2 separate regions of the Homo sapiens genome follow, and region 2 is linked to region 1. A link is an interaction called in ENCODE POLR2A ChIA-PET data of the cell type or tissue named here. Cell type or tissue: OCI-LY7. All regions are shown on one strand. Links, peaks and the distances in the headings refer to the core of each region. The heading gives the core; the rest is flanking DNA.

The links. ChIA-PET counts read pairs that join two places held together with the same protein. Peaks named below come from ENCODE experiments on the same cell type or tissue, not always from the same donor. Only the 100,000 strongest peaks of a DNase experiment are listed, where the experiment ranks them.
Region 2: POLR2A ChIA-PET joins it to region 1 with 5 read pairs; 9 of 35 experiments call an interaction of 5 or more read pairs at or near these places.

The regions. Positions count from the first base shown.
Region 1 is chr1:109,059,213-109,066,242 of GRCh38, reverse strand. It overlaps TAF13 (TATA-box binding protein associated factor 13), which reads left to right. Exons shown (of 4, transcript NM_005645.4): 3 at 11-108; 4 at 1,550-2,103. The coding sequence ends at 1,720. Among named protein-coding and RNA genes, the nearest start is that of TAF13, 13 kb to the left of the region's middle. In OCI-LY7, for the core only: no CTCF peak of the experiment used is centred there; no DNase peak of the experiment used is centred there.
Region 2 is chr1:109,206,654-109,213,683 of GRCh38, reverse strand. ELAPOR1 (endosome-lysosome associated apoptosis and autophagy regulator 1) reads right to left here. Exons shown (of 22, transcript NM_020775.5): 22 at 6,903-7,030. Among named protein-coding and RNA genes, the nearest start is that of SARS1, 3.7 kb to the left of the region's middle. In OCI-LY7, for the core only: no CTCF peak of the experiment used is centred there; a DNase peak (open chromatin) is centred at 3,073.

The sequences.
Region 1 (7,030 bases), core at 1-2,500:
TCTTTTACAGTGCGATGTATGATGTATGGCTTTGGGGATGACCAGAATCCTTATACTGAGTCAGTGGATATTCTTGAAGATCTTGTCATAGAGTTTATCACTGAAATGGTAAGATTCTTTCCTAACTGGTCTTAGTTAATTGAAGAATAGATTTGAAATATTAAACTTTAGGTAAGACTAGAACTTATGGCATCCCTTTGAAATAAGCTATCCATTTGAGTGCTTGTTTGCAGAAGTTATTGGTTACTATTTATCATTGAGGATGGAGGTTATACATGTATATTCTATCCCCCCTTCTTCCTTTTGTTTTTTTTTTTTTTTGAGATGGAGTTTCGTTCTTGTTGCCCAGACTGGAGTGCAATGGCACGATCTTGGCTCACTGCAACCTCCGTCTCCCGGATTCAAGGGATTCTCCTGCCTCAGCCTCCGAGGAGCTGGGATTACAGGCATGCATCACCACACCCAGCTAATTTTGTATTTTTAGTAGAGACAGGGTTTCTCCATGTTGGTCAGGCTGGTCTCAAACTCCCAACCTCAGGTGATCCGCCAGCCTCGGCCTCCCAAAGTGCTGGGATTACAAGCGTGAGCCAACGCGCCCAGCCTCTTGCATTTTTTATAAGGACATAATTATAAAATCCTTGAATAAAATAAAAATATTATCCATAATACCATTATCCAACATAGGTTTTTTTTTTTCCCCTCCTTTTCCAGTATTTAAAGATACGCAATTTTTTGTGTGTGTGTGTCTGTGTGTGTGACAGGATCTCACTCTGTTGCCCAGGCTGGAGTGCAGTGGCATGATCATTGCTCACTGCAGCTGAGACCTTCCGGACTCAAGTGGTCCTCCCACCTCAGCCTCCCAAATACCTGGGACTACAGGCACATGCCACCATGCTTTGCTGATTTTTGAATTTTTTGTAGAGACAGGGTCTCACTATGTTGCCCAGGTTGGTCTTGAACTGCTGGGTTCAAGCAATCTACCCCCTCAGCCTCCCAAAGTGCTGGATTACAGGCATGAGCCACTGTGTCTGGCTCAATGCCGTATTATTAAGTATTTAGCTTCTATTTTTTAATCATTAGAAATAATGCTGTGATAGGTCTTTGATTTTGCACAGGTGAGTATATAATGACAGGATGAGATAGAGTTATTTGATTTTTAGAAAACCCACCAATATTTATTGGGTATTAAGATAGAGGAGGACACAAAGCATAAATGAAATGGGTGGGTACACAAAATTATAAAATTATTTTATATAAATGAAGACAAAATCTACATATATCAAAAAACAAAAAAGGAACAATAAAGTTGACAGCTTTCATGTCCTTAAGATTTTTTTTAAAGTGCCTGTGAAGCATAAAGGAGAACATTGCTAATAATCCAGTAGAAAATAGACAAAGGACATGAGTAGAAAGATAATTCACAAATGAATAGCCATAATAATAATAATAAGAGAAAATCTTCTACCTCACTTGCAATTAATAAATGCAAATTAAAACAGTAAAATATTAGATTTAAAAAAGTTAAATGTAATATGTTTCTTTGTAATAGACTCACAAGGCAATGTCAATTGGAAGACAAGGTCGAGTACAAGTTGAAGATATCGTCTTCTTGATTCGAAAGGACCCAAGGAAGTTTGCCAGGGTTAAAGACTTGCTTACTATGAATGAAGAATTGAAACGAGCTAGAAAAGCATTTGATGAAGCAAATTATGGATCTTGACACTTTTTGTAGTTTCCGAAAATTACCATCTGGGGAAACCATATATAATAATTGTATATTTTCTAAAGTAAGATTCTGATATCTAGCCATGTAAATGAAAGATGGAGAAACACAAAGTTTTCAGCCTTTATTTTTATGCCTTTGATTTTAGGGTGATATTGGTGCATGTAATTGCCTGCCTTTATATTACCATACTTGAATTACTTACTGGGTTTTAATGACCACACATAAGTCAAAGTACCTTGCAAACCATGCCGTTGTTCTGACTTTTGACTATTTAAAGGATAAAGTAGTATTTAATGTGTTAGGTATGTTTATGCCCTTGTAAGCTATACTGTAGCTTTTTTTTTTTTTTTTTTTTTTTTTGAGATGGAGTCTCACTATGTTGGCAGGCTGGAGTGCAGTGGCGTGATCTTGGCTCACTGCAGGCTCCACCTCCCGGGTTCAAGTGATTCTCCTTCCTCAGCCTCTCGAGTAGCTGGGAAGTACAGGCGCCTGCCACCACGCCTGGCTAACTTTTTGTATTTTTAATAGTGACGGGGTTTCACCATGGTAGCCAGGATGGTTTTGATCTCTTGACCTCGTGATCCACCTGCCTCGGCCTCCCAAAGTGCTGGGATTACAGGTGTGAGCCACCGCGCCTGGCCTACTATAGCTGTTTAATATGTGAAATCTAAATGGCATTTTTGACTTGACAGCTCAGACTTGTACTTCATGTATTCAGAAGTTTTTAGACAACAATTAGTTTATTGTCTAGTTCATTATTAAAGATAATGAACTAGGCCGGGCGTGGTGGCTCACACCTGTAATCCCAGCACTTTGGGAGGCTGAGGCGGGCAGATCACTTGAGGCCAGGAGTTCCAGACCAGCCTGGCCAACATGGCAAAACCTCACCTCTACTAAAAATTAAAAAATTAGCCAGGCATGGAGGCATGTGCCTGTAATCCCAGCTACTTGGGAGGCTGAGGCAGAAGAATTGCTTGAACCCAGGAGGCAGAGATTGCAGTGAGCCGAGATGGCGCCACTGCACTCCAGCCTGGGCAATAGAGTGTGACTCTCAAAAAAACAAAGATAATGAACTGGTTTGCATTTCTTTTAAAGAGATGATAGAGGAAAATATAGTTTTTTGTAAGAATGTTTATCTCTCTTAAAAGATAATCTTTTAATTTTCTTCAGATAACAAGTTATTATTATTTTTTAAGAAAGCAAGTTTCACGGGCCGGGCGCGGTGGCTCACGCCTGTAATCCCAGCACTTTGGGAGGCCAAGGCGGGCGGATCACGAGGTCAGGAGATCGAAACCATCCTGGCTAACACGGTGAAACCCCGTCTCTACTAAAAATACAAAAAATTAGCCGGGCGCGGTGGCAGGCGCCTGTAGTCCCAGCTACTTGGGAGGCTGAGGCAGGAGAATGGCGTAAACCTGGGAGGCGGAGCTTGCAGTGAGCCGAGATCGCACCACTGCACTCCAGCCTGGGCGACAGAGCGAGACTCCGTCTCAAAAAAAAAAAAAAGAAAGCAAGTTTCACATGAATAATGCTGTGTTGGAAGGCTTTTTGATTTAAAATCTTTTCGGATTTATAACATCCTGTTAAGTTTTAGGAGAACCCGTTTTCCCAGAGCAGATTCAAGCTTCTAAAAATAAATGCTTTCAGTAGCAGGAATGGCATTGTTTAAAAAGCTGATGGCAGGGTAAGCATTTGGGTTAGTGTTTTATTAACATATTTGTAAGTACTTGTTCATTGTGGAAATGTGTCCTTGACTAAAACCATACGTGGCTATGGAAACCATGTTTGTAGTTCTGAATACACAGGTTTTGTGTGTATTTACTCTATGTATTAAATTATTATTGCCCTTAGTTTAAAGTAAGGATTACAATTGGATTTAAGTAGATCACTGAATGTTATTGTTTATGAAACTTAACTTTTTGTATGCTGCTTATAAACATGATCTATAAATCAGTGCTTGGGAAAATTTTACTTTCTTAATCTACTGATACAGGAATAAAATATGAACAATTAAACAGGTTGATCCTTGAATCTGACTGATTTGTGACTTTTTTTCCTCCCAGAATATTATGCCCATTACTGGTAATATGATAATTCTTGCTGCTTAGTCTAGCTGAAAATTTTTTTTATTTCAGTGAGTATCTGGGTGAATCTTTTCATTTAAAAAAGCAGGACTGGGCCGGGCGCGGTGGCTCAAGCCTGTAATCCCAGCACTTTGGGAGGCCGAGGCAGGTGGATCATGAGGTCAGGAGATCGAGACCATCCTGGCTAACACGGTGAAACCCCATCTCTACTAAAAAATACAAAAAAACTTAGCCGGGTGTGGTGGCGGGCGCCTGTAGTCCCAGCTACTCGGGAGGCTGAGGCAGGAGAATGGCGTGAACCCGGGAGGCGGAGCTTGCAGTGAGCCAAGATCACGCCACTGCACTTCAGCCTGGGGGACAGAGCGAGACCCCGTATCAAAAAAAAAAAAAAAAAAAAAAAGCAGGACTGGGCACCATGGCCCATGCCTATAATCCCAGCACTTTGGGAGGCCTAGGCAGGAGGATCTCTTGAGCCCAGGAGTTGGAGACCAGTCTGGGCAACATAGAGAGACCCCATCTCAACTAAAAATCAAGGCCAGGCACAGTGCCTCACACTTGTAATCCCAGCACTTTGGGAGGCCAAGGCAGGTGGATCACTTGAGGTCAGGAGTTCCAGACCAGCCTGGCCAACATGGTGAAACCCTGTCTCTACTAAAAATACAAAAAAATTAGCCGGGCGTGGTGGCATGCCTGTAGTCCCAGCTGCTTGGGAGGCTGAGGCGAGAGGATTGCTTGAGCCCAGGAGTTGGAGACCAGCCTAGGCAAGCCCCATCTCTGTAAAAAAAAAAAAAGAGCCAGGCACAGTGGTTTCCGCTTGTGGTCCTAGCTACTCAGGAGGTGAGGTGGGAGAATCACTTGAGCCTGAGAGGTCAAGGCTTCAGTAAACTGCTCACTCTGTCACCCAGGCTGGAGTGCAGTGGCACAATCACTGCTCACTGCCTCGACCTCCTGTGCTCAAATAATCCTCCCACCTCAGCCTCCCGAGTAGCTGGGACTACAGGCATGCCTGGCTAGAGAACCTATTTCACTGTGTTGCCCAGACTGAGTGGGGCTTTGCGTTGACTATTTTAGGTTGCAAGTGATATAACTTAACTCAATACTATTAATAGCATAAACAAGGAATTTATTGGCTTACCTAACCGACACATGGGAAAGGGGATGGAGCTGAATTTAGGGTTGACTGGATCTAAGTACTTGAGAAGCAAGACTGTCTCTCTGTCTTTTATCCTAATTTTGGTTTTATTCTAAGAGTGGCAAATGAACATGATGGCCAGCAGTTCTGGGGTTCCCTCCTTACAACTCCAAATTGAAGAAGCTGCTTTACTTCGTAATAGAGAAAATTCCAAGCAAGGATTATGAGGATCCGAGCTCTGCTTATTTTCTTCCTGGACCAGTCACTATGGCCAGGAAGAAGTTGTACTATAGCCCGGATCTCTTGCCCCACTTCTGGTAAAAAAGAGCTTGGAATGGGATTGGGATACTAGATACTGCTATTAGCAAAAAGGGGAAAGAGGCTCGGCGGGCTGACTTGATGCCTGAGCTTACTTATTAACTTCAAATTCTGGTAGTAAGGTGGCATGGCTGTCTTCCAGTATTTAGAGCTGCACTGTGTAAATGGTAGCCACTAGCCACATATGGCTGTTTACATTTTAAAATGAAAAATTCAGCTGGGTGCGGTAGCTCACGCCTGTAATCCCAGCTTTTTAGGAGGCCAAGACAGGCAGATCACTTGAGGTCAGAAGTTCAAGACCAGCCTGGCCAACATGATGAAACACCATCTCTACCAAAAATACAAAAATTAGCCGGGTGTGGTGGTACGTGCCTGTAATCCCAGCTACTCGGGTGGCTGAGGCAGGAGAATTGCTTGAACCCAGGAGGCAGAGGCTGCAGTGATCCGAGATCGTACCACTGCACTCCAGACTGGGCAACAGAGTGAGACTCTGTCTCAAAAAATAAAATATTTAAAAAATGATAATAAAATGAAAAATTCACTTCCTTAGTTGCGTTTGCTATATTTCAAGTGCTCAAAACCCTTATGGTAAGTGGGTACAGCATTGGACAGTGCTGATATGGAACACTGCCATCATCACAGAAAATTCTTTTGGACAGTGCTGATCTGGAGTATATATAGGTGCTCTCTCCTAAATTAATTCACTTTTTTTTAAACTTCCTATGGAAAATCTCAAGTATACACAATAATAGTGTAACTAGCCCCCAGCTTCAACAAGTAACCAACTTTTTGCCAATTTGTCCTATCCCCCTACCTTTAAATAATTTTCTTATTTTTAATTTTGGACCTTGGTTTTAGAACCCTTACCTTTTTTAAGGTAGGGGGGCAGTATTATTTTAAAGCAAATCTGGCTGGGTGCGATGGCTCATGCCTATATTCCCAAAACTTTGGGAGGCCAAGGCGAATGGATCACCTGAGGTCAGGAGTTCAAGACCAGCCTGGCCAACACAGTGAAACCCTGTCTCTAATAAAAATACAAAAATTAGATGGGCATAGTCGCGGGAGCCTGTAATCCCAACTATTCGAGAGTCAGGCAAAAGAATCCCTTGAACTCGGGTGGTAGAGGTTGCAGTGAGCCAAGATCGTGCCATTGCACTCCAGCCTGGGCAACAAGAGTGAGACTCCATCTCAAAAAAATAAAAAATAAAAACAAAAGCAAATCCCAGACATCCTTGTATCATTTCATCTATAAATGCTTCAGTACATATCTTTTTTTTTTTTTTTTTTTGTGACATAGTCTCACTCTGTCACCCAGGCTGGAGTGCAGTGGCACGATCTTGGCTCACTGCAACCTCCACCTCCTGGGTTCATGCGATTTTCCTGCCTCAGCCTCCCGAGTAGCTGGGATTACAGGCATCTGCTACCATGCCCAGCGAATTTTTGTATTTTTAGTAGAGATGGGGTTTCACCATGTTGGCTAGGCTCGTCTTGAATTCCTGACCTCAAGTGATCCACCTGCCTCAGCCTCCCAAAGTGTTGGGATTACAGGTATGAGCCAATGTGCCTGAGCTTCAGCACATATTTCTAACAAAGTTTAAAAAGCCCACATATTATTACCATATCCTATCAAAAATTAACACTAATTCCTCAATATTCCATCTAATACCCAATTCCTGTTAATTTTTTTATTTTTTTGAAATAGGGTCTTGCTCTGTTGCCCAGGCTAGAGTGCAGTGGCATGATCATGGCTTACTACAGCCTTTGCCTCCT
Region 2 (7,030 bases), core at 2,037-4,536, 150 kb before region 1:
AGGCAGAGGCCTGTCCCCTCATCCCTAGCTTAGAGGCCGGGGCCTTCACCAGGTGCCCGTTTTCCTCTCACTAGGTTGGGTTCTTCCACTGGGCTCTTTCCCTGAACCTCGGCCGTCTTCTCCATCTTGATACAAGAGGATGGCATATTTAGTCCCAGGGCTACCTCAGCTTAAGATTCCTGCTCTCGTGCCTTAGAAATGGTATACCTTTATTAATCTGATTATTGGATAAACCAAATTGTCACTTTACCAACTCTTAAGAGCACAGCTTTGGGAAAGTGCGGTTGTCTTTTAGAGAGAGACGAGAGAAAACTTTTCCAAAGGGACATTAAGCAGATTTGAACGCCGTATAAGGTGTTGAGGTCATGTCTTGGGTCAATTTGAAAGCGTCTTGAAGAACGGTTTGTATCATACTTTGATTTTATAATGTTCAGACCTTTAAATGAAATATTCTAGTTGCCGAGTGAAGCCAAAGTTATCAAAGAATCTCCCTGATAACAAGAGATTATTTGAAGGATTTGGGAACAGGTGATCTCCTCCCCCACCCCCACCCCCAATCCTTCCACTCTGCAGAAACTTTAAAGCCTCACTTCCAATGCCTTCTCGAAGCTAGATGTGCTAAGACCTTCTTGATCTTATACCGCCGTCATGGACTCCTGAGATGAGGGTGTGACATAGCTAACTATCATATTATTTATTTATAATATGAAATATATTTGGGCTTTGTCCCTGGTTCCTGACACAGCCCCTAAAACCCTTGAATTTCCTGGGTTATACGTAATGGGTCTCTTTGATAACACCTGAGTTTATAATAAGGAGGTGATTTAGGATGGGGGCCCTAGATAACCTTAGGATGGGGCCAGTCACCAGAGAGACCAAGTGATTGGAGGATTGGAACTTTCATCCCCACCCTTCAACCTCCAGGAAAGGGGGAGGGGAGGAGCTGGACATCAAACTCTATAAACGCTCGAACAACAAGAGTTGATGAGCTTCAGGGTTGTTGAACATGTGGAGATGCCAGGAGGGTGTCTTGCCCAGAAAGGTTATGGAAGCTCTGCACCCCTGACACCTTGCCCTATCCATCTCTTCATCTGGCTGTTCATTTGTACCCTTTGTACTATCCTTTATAATAAACTGGTAAATGTTTCCTTGAGGTCTGTGAGCCTTCTCAGCAAATTAATCAGACCAAAGGAGGGGGTAGTGGGAGCCCCAGTTTATAGCTGCTAAGAAGTATAGGTGAAATCTACTACTTGCAATTGGCATCTGAAGAGGAGCAGTCTAGTGGGATCAAGCCCTTACCCCATGGAATCTGACACTACCTCCAGGTAGCTAGTGTCAGAATCAGAATCGAATTGAATTATAGAATGCTTAGCCAATGTCCACTGGAGAATCGCTTGGTGTCTGAGGAACTTACCCCCCAGGGCCCCTCACCACTGCATCTGGTCACAGAAATGTTGTGTGTTGAGTGTGGGTTTTTGTTTTTGTTTTTTGTTTTTTGTTTTTTTTTGCCTCTTACACTATCCCTGCTCCCCAAAAAGCCTCTGCCAAGCCAACCCTGAAGTGTAGGTCAGGTCTAACAACAATGATAGAGCTAAGTAGAGACCCTGAGGGAGGCAGAGGAAAGGGGCTTGTCTGGGTGTGCTCTCCTTGGTTCAACCTGCCTATGGTATTAGATTTAAAACCAGTGGAAAGGAAGGGTGAGGAGCTGCAGTCTTGGAGGAAAACATCTAAGAAGACTCTCCTCAAAGTGTTGGGTTCCCTAAAACCTTCTGAGGGCAAGGTCTGTGATGGGGGCGCTCCCTGCTTCCATGTCATTGAAGGCACCGCCAAAGTGTATTGCCAATTAAGTTTCTAAAACAGTGGCAGGTGTTTCTGAGGCTGAAGTGATCCCAGGCCTAGGGGAGGAGGGCCACTGGGTCAACCCTTTAGGAAGGTCATCAATGTCATTCAACAAGTGATCTTGAAATTCTGATCTCTCCAAATTTATTCATGCATTTTTACAATTGATCTTATCATTAGATTACAAACATCTCCCTTTAAAATGTTCATATGGGCGGGCGCGGTGGCTAATGCCTGTAATCCTAACACTTTGGGAGGCCAAGGTGGGTGGATCACCTGAGGTCAGGAGTTCGAGACCAGCCTGGCCAACATGACAAAATCCCGTCTCTACTAAAAATACAAAAATTAGTTGGGTGTGGTGGCACATGCCTGTAATCCCAGCTACCTGGGAGGCTAAGGTACAAAAATTGCCTGAACCCAGGAGGCGAAGGTTGCAGTGAGCTTAAATCACGCCACTGCACTCCAGCCTGGGTAACAGAGTGAGACTCTGTATCAAAAAAAAAAAAAAAAAAGTTGATGTTACCTGATGAGTATAATAAATTAACATAATAGCATACTTCATCAGCTTAGAATCGTGGGATTTTTAGAGTTGGAGGGGAGCTTCAGCTATCTGTTAACTTAATAATTCCTGATTTTTTCATCACCTTGTCCCTCATGTTTTGAAATATTTTTGTCTAATGAACATGATTTTTAAAAAATAATAATTTGCCTTTTTTATTAATCAGATCTATATGGCTGCCACCTAGAAATTCTGATCAGCAGGAAATAGGCAGTGTTACTGCACCAAGTAACTCCTGCCAGAAGCTAACGCAAAAACAAATCAACATAAAAACTTTCGTTATGGAGTGATGGTGTGAAGCCCTGCCACCTTTGAATATGTGATTTCTGTTAACCCTTACTACCAAGAATGCTCTTGGGCACTGCCTCTGAGGACTGAAGTGCTCAAGAAGCCCTGACTGGAAAACAGCCAGCCAGGCTAACCCTTTTATTTTCTATATAAGGAAACAGCCCCAGAGAAGATAAGTGATGGAATCAAAACCAGGACACAGGTAAATACCTAAGATAGCCTAATGTTTGGGCTTTGCCCTTTTAGTAGCAATCCTTAGCAGAAAACAGGTCAGTGAGGACCCTGACTATGCTATGGGGCCTGATCTTATAGGGCAGAGACCATTGCGTATTTGCATTTTTCTCCCCACGGGACCTAGCACCCTGCCTTACCCATGGTAAGTGCTTGTTACATCCTCCCTGAGTGAGTGGGTTGCGAGGAAGTAGGCTGAGAGGATGGGAGCTTGTTGCAGGTCAGCGAGCAGAGTCCTGGGTGAAGATACTGCCTTGGGGATCCTGGGCAGCTAGTGGGCAGCCTAGGGGAAAAGAGCAACTGCAGAGACGGAGCAAAAAAAGCGGGTGTGAGGCACCCAACAAAAGCTGCCTACCTCAGTTTTCCCAGTTTGGAGCTGGCTAACTCGGAAGGGTTCTCTGAGGCCTCACTGTGGCAGCCCTTTGTGTTCCTCTGTCTTGGATTTGGAGTAGGGTTTCTCAATGTTCACCGAACAAGTCCGGTCCTGTCACTCCCTTGCTAGAAGTCTTCTGTGGATACCTGTTACCCTCAGGGGAATCCAAACATGGCTGGCAACGCTATATATGATCTGTCCCTACCAGCTTCTCTAACATGTTCCCTCTTTATCTCGTGTGTGTGTGTGTGTGTGTGTATGTGAGACTGAGTCTCACTCTGTTGCCCAGGCTGGAAAACAGTGGTACAACCATGGCTCACTGCAGCCTCGACATTTCCAGCTTCAGGGGATCCTCCCACCTCAGCCTCCCGAGTAGCTGAGACTACAGATGTGTGCCACCATGCCCCAGGCAATGTTTGTATTTGTTTTTGTTTTGGTAGATACAGGGTTCTGCCATGTTGCCCAAGCTGGTCTCGAACTCTTGGGGTCAAGCAATCCACCCACTTTGGCCTCTTAAAGTGCAGGGTTTACAGGCATGAGCCACCTCACCTGGCCCTCTTTATCTCTTAACATTTCCCCCTCGTATTCCCCATTCCAACCTTCTTGTGGCTCCCTTCCTTCCCTCTGAGCCTTTGGTTGCACAAGTTCCTTCTACCTGGAACTCCCTTTCCCTTCTCTGTTCCTCTTACCTGGCTAATTCCTCCTTTCTCCTGGAAGCCTTCTCTTACATCCTCTTTACCCCTCCCTGCAAATTGGTTAGACACCCTTCCCGTTTCCCACAGTACAGTAGTATTGATGATACTGTTTCAGGAGGAACTGACAACCCTGCCTCCAGTTCTGGCTTACCCACTCCCTTCTATCAGAGAGACACAGTAACAAAGGAGGTCCACGTTGCTATCCTTCAGCAACTAAGCAGGAATCATTTAAAAATAGCGTGGGTCGGGGAAAGCTGCCAGGACTTGGAGGGACTTTGATCCAGCCTCTCCATCTGATAGAATTGGGGTGCGAAATCAATTCTCCCACCACACTGTATCTTACGGTAGTCTCCAGTGGATGCCTGAAACCACGGAGAGTACGGATCCCTACATATACTGTGCTTTTTCGATCTGGTAACTCAGATGGCTGCTAAGTGAGTAATGGGTGGATAGTGCAGACAGTATGGATACTCTGGACAAAGGGATGATTCATGTCCCAGGTGGGAAGGAGTGAGATGGCACAAGATGTCATTATGCTACTCATAATGGCATACAATTTAAAACTTATAAATTGTTTATTTTTGGAATTTTCATTTAATATTTTTTGACTTAAGTTGACTTTAGGTAACTGAAACTGTGGAAAGTGAAAGTACCGTTAAGGCTGAACTACTCTATAGGGAATTGCATTTTATGTGGGATTGTTAACTTTGGCACTGAGACAAAATTAGTTTATATTTCAAATTCTCCTTGAATAGCTCTTAAAAACCCTAAATCAGTTTCTCTATCTCTTAATACTCATTGTTGCTCTATGCTTCCCAGTTAATTAATTGTCTTCCTTAAGATTTAGACCAAGTCGTAAGTATATTCTTGCCTGGTCACCTGATAATGTATTTTACTTCTTTGTCAGTGATTGGGAAATTCTTAAAATCATTTCCATATCATTACACACCCCTCTCACTGCCCCGCAGTTTCAAGCTTGATTGTGTCTGTTGCTTGTTTGTTGCATTGCACAGTACACGGTTGTATTCATAAAGATTCATAGCGGTACTCCCATGGGACTGTTTTTGCCCTGTTATTTCCCACAGTGGGGTGACGTGGAAGGCTGAGTGGGATCTGTGAGGTGAAAAGGAAGCAGAGGGGCAGAGAGGAGAGCATATTCCAATGCTGGAGGCATGAAGGTGCTTATGACTCAGAGACCATCAAAAGCTCAGTGTGGTTAGAGTAGAAACAATGTTGGGAAGGTGGGCCGGTGGGCCGTTAGGGACCCTGTAGGCCACGTAACTGAATCTATTGGAGACACAGTTTCTTCCTCTATTGTAATGGGTGTAATGGGGATAGTAGCTGCCTCCAGGGCTGTTCTGAAAATGAAAAAAGGCAATGCTGTGAAAGCATTAAGTCCAGGCTTGACACAGATGCCAAACGAATGCGTTTTCTTTTCTACTTACCTTCTTAGAGTTTGGACTGTATGTTATAAGCAGGGGTGATGTTCAAAATATTTAACCACCAGTACAACCCAGGTACCACCCAGTCAAAGTAGATGTGGGTCATAAACAACCAGCCTTGGAGTGTAGGTGAGCTGCTGCCAATTGCTCCTGCCTGACAGCAATAAGGAGCCATCAGAGATGGCACATTTGAGTGCCATCAGATGTGTTAGAAAAACGGCTCTGAGTGTTCCAGCTCTTGTAGAATTTTTTTATTTTTTTTACAGACAGGGTCTGCCTCTGTCACCTAGGCTGGAGGGCAGTGGTGCAATCCACCATCATAGCTCACTGCAACCTCAACCTCCTGGCCTCAGGCGATCCTCCAGCCTGGCCCTCCCAAAGTGCTGGGATTACAGGCATGAGCCGCCACACCCTCTTTTAGAATTTGGTTAGCAGGTTTTCTGCCTTTTACCAGAAAACTTTTCATGAAAAAAAGAAAAAGAGCTCTGGCTACAGAGCAGGGGGGTGATACTGGTGTGGGAAGCACTGGCGCGGAGAGGCCTGTTAGAAGACTAGAAATTACCTAAGGACCCTGACGAAGAACATCTGGCACTTAGTGCCATTCAGTCTGAAAAGTGTGACATTCCCAACTCATCTATTAATAGCTGAGAGAATTATTTTTGGGGATCAAGTGCCCTCAACTAGAATAAAGTCCTGAAGCAGAAAAATCCTGCCAGGCACGCTGGCTCATGCCTGCAATCCCAGCACTTTGAAGGCCAAGGTGGGCAGATCTCTAGAACCCAGGAGTTTGAGACCAGCAACATGGTGAAACCCTGTCTCTCCAAAAAATACAAAAATTAGCCAGGTGTGGTGGCGCATGCCTGTAGCTACTCAGGAGGCTGAGGTGGGAGGATCACTCAAGCCCAGGAGGTTGGAGCTGCAGTGAGCTGAGATTGTGCCATTGCACTCCAACCTAGGCAACATAGTGAGCCTCAGAAAAAAAAAAAAAAAAAGAAAGAAAGCAAAAATCTAGCAACCTCAGGAAATGGTAGGCCCTTGATATCATCTAGGATTTTCTCCACATCTAGTCTGTAATAATCTACTTCATACCCAAAGAAGCTAATTTTGCTTCTATTTGTGGATTTATTGTTATGTGGCTGGCCTCATGTTTCCTGAAAGAAACCTGAGCAGAAGGGAAGGGAAGTAGCATGCGAAGTGGTTTATGAGTTATTTCTTTTGAGCTCATTCAATCTTGGTGTGTTGGGTATCATTAGATGCATTTTATTATTGTGGAAACTGAGGCTTTGGTTATTGACTGATTCCTCAACAAGTAGTGGGAGGCTTCTAGCCTATGTCCATCTTGTTCCAAAGTCTGTGCTCTTTTCTCTGCCTCTCTGCGAATGTGGAATCCTTCTCCTTTTCAGTTTAAGCTTCCAGGACACTTACATTTCCCACTCACCCCTCCAGCCACCCAACCCATGTTTAAGAAAAACAACTTGTAAGGTATGTTTTTATTTTACAAAAAAAAAAAGTGACATGCAATAACCCATCTTCTAACAAACTATTAACGCTTGGATTACAGGGTAAAAAGGAAATCCAACCAGCCCTGATGAAAAAAAATTCG